2 separate regions of the Homo sapiens genome follow, and region 2 is linked to region 1. A link is a loop called in an ENCODE intact Hi-C map of the cell type or tissue named here. Cell type or tissue: Caco-2. All regions are shown on one strand. Links, peaks and the distances in the headings refer to the core of each region. The heading gives the core; the rest is flanking DNA.

What was found. Peaks named below come from ENCODE experiments on the same cell type or tissue, not always from the same donor. Only the 100,000 strongest peaks of a DNase experiment are listed, where the experiment ranks them.
Region 2: it touches region 1 in a loop (4-fold over the local background); 1 of 110 quality-filtered maps calls a loop at or near these places.

What each region holds. Positions count from the first base shown.
Region 1 is chr3:179,502,078-179,507,465 of GRCh38, forward strand. It overlaps a transcript of GNB4 not described here. Among named protein-coding and RNA genes, the nearest start is that of GNB4, 53 kb to the left of the region's middle. In Caco-2, for the core only: no CTCF peak of the experiment used is centred there; a DNase peak (open chromatin) is centred at 2,524.
Region 2 is chr3:179,436,396-179,441,783 of GRCh38, forward strand. The region is part of intron 1 of GNB4 (G protein subunit beta 4); the gene reads right to left. Among named protein-coding and RNA genes, the nearest start is that of GNB4, 12 kb to the right of the region's middle. In Caco-2, for the core only: no CTCF peak of the experiment used is centred there; no DNase peak of the experiment used is centred there.

The DNA.
Region 1 (5,388 bases), core at 229-5,228:
GAACTGGTATTGTTACAATTAAACTTTCTACTGAGGAATATGGTATTGTTTTCATATTATTAAAACCTTCTTTTATCATGAAGTAAATGTATAATTTTCTTTATGCCACATGTTTCTCTTGTAAACTTATTCTGAGCTATTTTTTCTTTTCTTTTTTTTTTTTTTTTTTTTTTTGAGAGGGAGTTTTGCTCTGTCGCCCAGGCTGGAGTGCAGTGTCACCATCTCGGCTCACTGCAACCTCCACCTCCTGAGTTCAAGCGATTCTCCTGCCTCAGCCTCCCAATTAACTGGCATTACAGGCACCCGCCACCATGCCTGGCTAATTTTTGTATTTTAGTAGAGACAAGGTTTCACTATGTTGGCCACGCTGCTCTCGAACTCCTGACCTCAAGTGATCTGCCCACCTCAGCCTCCCAAAGTGTTGGGATTACAGGCATGAGTCACTGCGCCTGGCCTGTTCTGAGCTACTTTTATGTTTTGGTTGCCACCGTGAACAACATCATCTTCATCATCATATTTTCTAGTGTGCTATTGCTGCTATGTTTACTTAATGAATAAAGGGGATAATTGAGTAGGCAATGGTAGCCTGTAGTCTATCTTTCTGGTGGTCTTTGATATTTAAGCCTTTGGAAAAAAATACCCTGAACATCAGTAAAATCTTCTGATTAGGTGGTATATGTAGACCTCAGAATAAAATATAGTCATTTAAATCAGAGATTAAAACTCAGAGTCCCATGTATATGCATTTGTTTTTATTTTCATTTTTAATTTACTTTTTTAGAGATAGAGCCTTGCTCTGTCATCCAGGCTAGAGTGCAGTGGTATGATCATAGCTTACTGTAACCTCAAACCCCTGGGTTCAAGCCGTCCTCCCACTTCAGCCTCCCAAGTAGCTAGGACTATAGGCACATGCCAAGATGCTGGTTAATTTCTTCTTATTGTACAGATGGGTTGCTCTGTTGCCTAGACTGCTCTCAAACGCCTGTCCTCAAGTGATCCTCCCACCCAAAGGTTCTGAGATTATGGGGGTGAGCCCCTGTGCCCAGCCTGAATTTATCAAATGGTGCATTTAAGATTTGTACATTCCACTGTATGTATATTTTACCTAAAAAAACCCATAAATATTGAACAAAGAATGATAAGCATGCTGAAGTATTTAGAGGTATAGTGGTAAAACATACTGATTTCTGAAACTTACTTTGAAGTACAAAAAAATAAGATGGATCAATGGATGGACAGAAGGATAAACAGATGAGTAGTATGTAATAATGCAGATACAGCAAAATATTCATTATAGAATCTAGGTGGCGAATATATGAATAGTCACTAAATTTGATCTACTTTTTGGAATGTTTAAACTTTCACGATAAAATATTAGAAAAAAATTCCAATTATTAACTACATCATCCATTAAAGTATGCTGGTCTTCAATAGCTGGTCGTTATGTCCATGGCTTTATCTCCAACAAAGACAGCCTCTGTCATACTGAGATGTGGCCAGCCATTTGTTCTCTAGCGGTGAATTAAGAACAGCTTTGATTTTCTGTTCCATTTGTTTCTATTCCAAGACCCTTATAATTAAGACTGTTGGAAGCATGATGTCACAGCTCCCAGTGTTATCTAGTGCCAGCAAGTAGTCCCAAACATAGGCTTCAGCCTTCATGGTGGGTTGGCTTATTATTCAAATACAAGGTTGCAAACCTACATGGTTGCATTCAAAGGATTAAATTAAAGGGCAGTGGCCTTAAATTGTGGAATGAATCACAAGCCAAACTTGTTTGATCTGTTTTCCATTTGCTCAAAGCCAAGATTCAAAATACTACTCCTGAGCCTCTGCATTGCTTTCTTTTGCTTGTAAGATGGATAATAGATAAAGCTAGGTTGAACTAAACAGGGGAATGGCTCTGAGTTCTGAACTCCCAGATCGTTCCAAGCAGACTTTTTCCCCATGTCATCATAGTCAGTTTCCAGGGATGAGTGGGACAGTCAAGTTTTTATAACTGCTTTCCTTTAGTATTATAATCTTTTTCATTCTTCTCAAATCAAAATTCTGAATTTTCTAGTACAGCTTGCTTTTTCGTGAGTCTGCTTTTTTTAAAAAATGGATTATTTTCTGCAGCTATCTCACATAGGAGAAAAAGGTAAAGTTTTATAAAAATAACTATATATCACCTTCTCCCATCTCTCCCACAGGCCTGATACTGTGTAAAATATGTCATGGGCAGAAAATATATATTCTGAATATATATGATTTTCTTTTGTCTTACTTTTGGCTACTTCTCTGAAGTTGTAAACAAAAGGACATGCTGATCCAGTGTTTAGGACCTGCTAAAAGGTTGTGAAACTCTTTGTGACTCTAAGCCCATCTCCCACCTCCAGCCTATAGATAAGATGAGGAATGTTGGGGATAAGAATCACTTTTGGAAATAGTTATTAGAACACCATGCATTGAAATCTTTCTATCCCACCCCCAGCTTTAGTGAGATAAGGAGCTCTAACAGACCATTTCAGAGAGCTTGCCATATCTCTGCAGGTATTTGGAGGACACAGAGACTAACTTGCTCCCAGATAAGACTAAAGATAAGAGCTGCCCCTGATAATAGAGTGAGGAGTGAAGGCTATAGTGGAAAGAGCAAGCATTTTCAGAATTCAGTGGTGGTAAAAGTCTGAGTATTTCTAGTGGACCAGACCGGACACTGCAGTAGGTGGCCTGTGTGAGCTTTCTTAAGGCATCTTCATTCTAGAGGTCTGTCTGCCTGACAAGATGACCCTAAGAGAAACTGGCTCTGGGGTGTAGAGCCAGAAGCAGGAGCTCTGGGAACAGTTGTGGGGTCAGCTGGAGGATGCTTGCCCACATCAAGGAATTGTGTAGTGGGAGATTCTGGCAGGGAGTCTTCAAACAACTAAAACCATTGCTTCAAACCATTGCTCTTTCCTCCCTACCAAAAGAATAGTGTGTCCCAGAAGAGGCTGATCCTTCAACCTAGGTCCCAAAGTCAAGAGCACATGAAGCTGATCCACAGCTAACCTGCAGTGAACAGCAACAGTCTAGGAGAGAAGGAGCCAGCACCTGTTACAGGCCTATACCAATACGGCATCAGTAAACAGAGCAACTGGAGGAAGATGTAGAACAAGTAGAGGAAAGCAGACCCTCTCATCGCAAAGCTCCAAACGTAGATCTGATTGAGAGCTATGGAAGAGAGAAGGAGCTTTAAACTGAATGAGAGATTAAAGCTTGGATTTTGATAAAATTGAGCTTCTTAAGTCATGAAGATGAAACTGTGTGACAGATAGTACCTCGGAATTTAAAGAAAAACTTTTAGATCTGCATCAGATAATATCCAGAGTCAGAGAAGGGAAGAAGGGAATAACATTCATGTAGATTTGAAAGACAGTGAGAAAAATATGTCTATTTAATAATTTTACCTTACGAAATTCAGCTGGCTTATAATGATGATATATAAAGAGCATACAAAATATACATATCCACAGGAATTTAGAGCTGAGGTGGATTTTATTCCTGCTCTCAATGAGTCGGTGTCTCTCCATGTGAAAGAATTATACTTATTTACCCACTGACATGACAACTTGATTCTGTTATTTGCTTCAGTAGTATGTGTCTATATAATGAGTGGAGTGCTGGACGACACGTTCCAGCAAAAGCTTTAAGAGTCATCATATGACTTCATCATTGCTCTTTTCTCCCTACTAAAAGAATAGCATGTCCCAGACAGAGGCTGATCCTTCAAACTACGTCCCAAAGTGAAGAGCACATGAAGCTGATCCACAGCTAACCTACAGCCAACATGAAATATGAGTGAGAAATAAGTCTTTGTTGTTGCTGTGTTTGTAAGCCACTGAGATTTCGAGGGTGTTTGTTACTGCTGCACAGCTAACCTAAGCTGATTTACATAAGCAATATTTGGCAAAATTAAGATACAGGTTTATTAAAAAGTTGAATAGCAGTATAGAAATATCACAAGCTGCCGGGCGCGGTGGCTCACGCCTTTAATCTCAGCACTTTGGGAGGCCGAGGCAGGAGGATCGCTTGAGCTTAGGCATTTGAAACCAGCCTGGGTAACATGGTAAAACCCTGTGTCAATATAAAAAAATTAGCCAGGCATGGTGGTACATGCCTGTAGTCCCTGCTACTTGGGAGGCTGAGGTGGGAGGATCACCTGAGCCCAAGAAGTGGAGGCTGCAATGAGCTGAGATTGTGCCACTGCACTCCAGCCTGGGCGATGAAGTGAGACCCTGTCTCCAAAAAAAGAAAAGAAAGGAAAAAAAGGAAAATTACTCTAAAACACTAGCAGTATTTATCTTTGAGTGATGGGATTGTGAGTGATGTTTAAAATGTGTTCTTTTGCTTATCTGATACAGAGAGGGAAAAAATATTTTAAAATAAAAAATACAAACAAAAGGGAGGAGAAATACACATAAATTAAAGGAACAGGAAGAAAACAAGTTTTGGTGATAGCAATGACAATGAAAAAGAAAGGATGGCACAAGAGGCTTTATAAAAGAAAACTTGAACGAACTTAGTTCACTAGCCCCTGAAACTCTCTGGGGCTTCAGAATTCATTCACACTGAAGCAATTTTCAGTCAACAAACTGTTTAGATTATTGAAGTCAGTTACTTTCTTCATGCTTCTCAAATCCTAGTTCCATACTCTCATCCTCATTAATACTCATTCCTTTGTTATTCTCTCTCTCATTTTTTTCTATATTACCCTCTGTAATTCTCTATTTAAATAAGCTCTTGGATTTCCTTCCCCTTATCTTACAATCTGTTGCTCACTCCCTAAAGAACATAGCACCTTGTAGTTAATGATGCTGAACAGATATTTGTTGAATGAATGCTTCTCTGTAGTGTAACTCCACCTGATTCCCTCCTCATAGCTCCTCAGCCTCCAACCTGTTGCTTCTCCTTCTGTGTTCCCATTCTGAGGAAATAGTACCAACACCCACCCAGCGGACCAAACTAAAACTAGAAATCTGAGAGTACTGTAGAGTCGCCATCCATCTGCCAAGTCTTATTAGTTCTGTTTCCTTCATGCATCGTAAATAAGTTTTCTTCCCTTTATCCTTTCTGCCACTACCCTAGTTTAGACTTTCCTCATTGCTCCCCTAAATTATTGCACTAGTCTTGCCTCTGCTTTTTTCTTCCTTCAGCTCTTCCATTCTTTGACCAATGTCCAGGCTGATCTTTTCAAAATGAGATTCCGATGATATTATCACACAGTTTTATTAATAAATCCTTTGAAGTGTTCCCAGAGGGTTCACTGAAAGGGAGAAAGAAAAAGACAGGAAGGTAGGAAGGAAGGAAGGAAGGAAGGGAAGAAGGAGGAAGGAAGGAAGGAAGGAGAAAAGAAAAGAAAGGCTTGTAGCA
Region 2 (5,388 bases), core at 190-5,189, 66 kb before region 1:
AAAATAAAATGAAATAAAATAAAATAAAATAAAAATGTAAGTATAAACTACTTTTGCTTCTCTAAAAGTCTATTCATAATTTTTAATTTGGTGTAAATTTTCTAGTATTCTTTTCTTTTTGCAATACAAATTTATATTTCTTACACTCCATAATTTTTAACAACCATAATGAATCAGGTACAATATTTAAAGCTTTTATGATTTTTTTTTAACTAAGAAATTTTAAAACACACATGCCCACCCACCCCAAGTGTTCCATACAAAGACATCTCCACGTGGCTTTCTTTCTCAGGAAGTTAGTCAAAACCGTACAGCTGCATGGGGCAAGTGGATAAGAGAGGAAAACAGAAGTTGCAGATGCTGAAATTGTAGCATACGGCATTAACTTTTGGTTTTTTATCTTGTTTTTTGTTTTGCTACCAAGTTACTCATTATATTGAGCATTTTTCAGTACCCTTAAAGTAAAACAATTCAACCCCTTGTGAACTGAAGGTAGGCTGTTTTGTGTTCCAGGAAATAAATAAGGCACTGCTCTCCAGTCTATTTCCCTTCACCTAACTGTTATGTCCTGGTAGGGTTTATTCTCTCATCAAATATTTACTGAATGTGCCAGGAACTGGGGTTACATATGAATAAAACTTAGGCCCAGGTCTCAAGGAGTTTACAGTCTAAAAGGGAAGACAGACATAAAAATACACACACACAGGCCCATAATCCATTACCCTAAACCCTAGGGCCAGATATATTTCAGAATTTGGAAGTTTCCAGGTTTTAGAAAGGTACATTCATTGTATTGGCATAACACCAAAACCAGACCCCAGAGCAGCACCCACAGAGTCAAGAATTAAAATTTCTGAAGCAAAATGTAAAGCATGTTCATATGAGGTAGGAAAAAAAGAGACTAAGAACCTATAACCCCAGCACTTTGGGAGGCCGAGGCAGGCGGATCACTTGAGGCCAGGAGTTCGAGACCAGCCTGGCCAACATGGTGAAACCCCATCTCTACTAAAAATACAAAAATCAGCCGGGCATGGTGGTGTGAGCCTGTAGTCCCAGCTACTTGGGAAGCTGAGGCATAAGAATCGCTTGAACATGGGAGGCGTAGGTTGCAGTGAGCGGAAGATTGCACAACTGCACTCCTGACTGGCAAAAGAGCAAGTCTATCTCAAAAAAAAAACAAAAACAGACTAAGCAATAGCTTCATGTTGTTATAGTTCAGGTCACACTGTGCCACCAAATGAGTTCAGGTCATATAAGGTTTTGCCACTAAATTATTTGTGAAAAGGAAAAAAAAACCTGTAGTTTTCAAGAGTATTTGGTATTTCTAAATTGTTAAGAGACTGACCTGTAATACACATGAGGAGGACTGCCTGGCACAAAGGCAGGATAGGCCAGGCGCAGTGGCTCATGCCCATAATCCCAGCACTTTGGGAGGCTGAGGTGGGCAGATCACTTGAGGCCAGGAGTTCAAGACCAGCCTGGGCTACATGGCAGGTATCCATCTCTACAAAAAAAAAAATTAAAAAATTACCCAGGTGTGGTGGCATTTGCCTGCAATCCCAGTGCTTTGGGAGGTCGAGGCAGGAAGATCACTCGAGCCCTGGAGGTCGAGGCTGCAGTGAGCTACGATTGTGCCACTGCACTCTAGCCTGGGCGACAGAGTGAGACCTCATCTCAAAAAAAAAGAAAAAGAAAAGGCAGGATTACCCCGAACTTAAAAAGTACCAACTAGGAGTTAGCCAACTAAGAGATAACATTTACTGAGCATTTATTACGTGTATGTACACAACTCTGTGTAGTAACTCTTTATTTAGTTCTCAAAACAACCTCAGAAGGTAGGTACCAGTATCATTCTCATTCCACAGACGAGGAAACTTTACACATGGAGGTTATGGACCTTAGCCAAGTTCACACAACCTAATGGAGCCAGAGATGACTACTTACAGTGTGACCCCGGAAATTCTTTAACTACTCTAAGTCTCCATTCCTTCATCTGTGCAGTGGGGATCTCTACCCCTATGGGATTGTTTTGGGAATTAAATAATACACATTTTTTAATGTCTTGGGAAATTTAAGTCAATTTGGCCCAGCAAGGGAAATATATGAAGAAGCTATAGCCATGAACACTACTCAGGCTAATATCTACAGTGATTAATTGACAGATCTAATAGTACAGTGCTCTAAACAAAAATGGAAAAAGAAATGACCAGAAGGAAGGCCTTTCTTGGCCTTATGCTGCAATTTAACTACTTCTTCCTCTACTGAACTCCTTAAGAAGCATTGGGGCAACTGTTGGTAAAGGCTGTGTTTTATTTTCTGGGAGAGGACTAAAACAATCCATGAGCACTGTTTCATTTGCACCAGGACTCTCCTATTGAGGGGTAGAGGAGAGTGGTTTCAAAGGGGGAGAGAGAATAGAAGAAAACAACCAGTTATTTGAAGGGCTTTCTCAAACTACATCCACATCCTGAAGATTTAAATACTTGCCCCACCTCATTAGCAGCACCTGACTCTGTGGCCCATCCCCCACCCTAAGGCCTTGACTCTTCAAGTGTGTAAGGGCGGAACCAGGGTTGATAACCACTAATTTAACCAAACAGTTTCAATCTGTGGTTCTCAGAGTGTGGGGACCAGCAGCATCAGCATCACGTAGAAACCTGTTAGAAATGCAAATTTATAAATCCCTTCCCAGGACTACAGACTCGGAAACCTTGAGGGTAGAGCCCAGCAATCTGTGTTTTAGCAAGTCTTCACGGTGAGTCTGAAGCTCTCTAGAGTTTGAGATCCACTGGTCTAAGCTCTTATTTACACAAGCAGTTTAACATCGTGTGATTGGAGGAAAGTTCAAGAACGTGTGTTCATGCAGTAATCACTTCCTAAAAATCACTAAACTGGCACTTTTATAATCTTCCTGATCAGATAAAACATCTAAATCCTTACACATAAAGACATCTGTGAAAGGAAAATAAATCTTGGAACCCCAGACTCACTAAGCCTAAAGGAAAAGTCAAGCTGGGTCATGCAAACCTGCCTCCCATTATGGTTCCTAGATAAGATGGCTACAAAGATGAAAAGCTACACACCTCCCTCACACTTGGCCCCTGAAGAAATCCTTGTGGGCCCCGAGATCTCTACCCTAAAGCAGTTCTGTTGAAGGTCACCAAGGCAATGTGAATTGATAGCTTATCTTCACAGGCGTGGGGACATAGGACAGGACTCAAAATCATCCCTCCACTCACCTGAGACAAATGTATATCTCACTGCTTCTTCTGCTGTATTTGTCTATGTTGTCTTATGTAAAAATACAGATTCGCTGATTCAGACAAAGGCATGAATGTTTTCCCCTACCGATTTCTCATATGAAAATTGTGTATTTCCCAATATCCTGCCCTTTCTCCTTTAAATACTGAAGCCCTCAAAATCATCTTCAGAGAAAGGCATAGACCTGCCTCCCAGGCACATATCCTTAACTTTGGCAAATAAACCTCACGAAATAATTGAGACTTGCCTCAGATATTTTCTTTGATTTACACATTAAAAGGAATATAGATTTTAAAACATTATTCTTGTTCTTAATTCATTTTAAAGCAAAATAACTTCCCATATGTGAACTGTGATAAGATTTTGAATTTTTTTCTAAAGAATGGCTTCAGAAAGGGCAAAGAAGTTCCTATATAAATTGCAATTTTCTCAACACTCCCAACTTAAAATATTTGTACACAGAAATCATTAACAATTAATTCCTTGACATATTTCAGGTGTTATCTTCTCTTTCCTTGAGGGAAACAATTCCTCAAACAGAACTATGATTTTTGGGGGGCAGCTATACCTCCTTTGGTCTTACTTTACTCTTGAAGAAATATAAGAATGAAATAAATACCCAGGTCAGGAAGGACAGGCTTAGTTAGGAACCAAGCTGTCTTCTTTTATCTTGAAATATTCATGCTACCTGAAAAAAGAGACACTTGAGACATTTTTTAAAAAATTAAGACTTAAATGAATTAATCTTTGTTAAAGTAGCAAAGTACATGAGAAAATACCAAGAAAATAGTGTTTCATGTATTTTGGGAATTAAAAAGGGACTTAGATTCTGAAATGCCAGCTGACTTTTACATGTTTTATTATTTTTTTCAAGAACTTGTGATTACGTTTTCTGAACAAGGCACAATGTCATCAGTCGATATAGGCACAAATTGACCAAGAAGAAAAACAAGTTATTTCTCCATGTATCATAAATGGATCCATTTGGGGTGAACACGGTTAATAATTAGGGGTTATGACATTGAACAGGATATGTCATCAATGCAGAATCTAAACAGGGATGGTAAATTCCATTACCCAGTAAACTTTCATGCATAAAAATAAAAAATGAATAGGAATTCATGGAATTAAAACCTAATGCAGAGTACATGTGTTAAGTATAGTGTTGATATGTTTCTATTCTTTCGGTGTATTTTTTAAAAATTCCTATATATATAGATAGATAGAGAGAGAGAGAGAGAGAGAGATACAATAGCAGCTTGAAATGAGTAAGTTTAAACTCTTTTCCAGTCAACATTTTGGGAAGGTTTTCAAAAGGATTTTCTTCTGCATTGTTCCTATTATTTTCACCTATACTCCTAAAAGTACATAAGAAATGAGTATTATTTTGACCTACTGTCAATCTAAATCATCATGTGATTCCTTCTTCCACTCAACAAACACGTATTTGACACCTACCCTGTGCTAGGCACAGAAACCCACCCCATCAGAAACATTCATCCATTGGAAAAACAGGTAAGTAACTATACAGCCATGCATCACTTAACGATGGGAATATGCTCTGAGAAACACGTCCTTAGGCAATTTCATCACTGTGCAAACATCATAGGGTGTCCTTACACACACCTAGATGGTATTGCCTACCATACACCTAGGCTCTATAGCATATAGCCTATTGCTCCTGGGCTACTAACCCGTACTGCATACTCAACACTGCAGGCAATTTTAACACCATGGTAAATATTTGTGTATCTAAACATATCTAAATATAGAAAAGACAGTAAAAACATGGTAAAGCCAGGCATGGTGGCTCATGCCTGTAATTCTAGCAATTTTGGAGGCCAAGGCAGGTGGACCACCTGAGGTCAGGAGTTCAAGACCAGCCTGGCCAACATGGTGAAACCCTGTGTTTACTAAAAATACAAAAACAAACAAACAAACAAAAATTAGCCAGGCTGGGTGGCCGGCGCCTGTAATCCCAGCTACTTGGGAGACTGAGGCAGGAGAATCGTTTGAACCCGGGAGGCAGAGGTTGCAGTGAGCCAAAATCACACTACTGCACTCCAGACTGGGTGATAGAGTGAGACTCCATCTCAAAAAAAAAAAAAAAAATTGGGACCATCACCC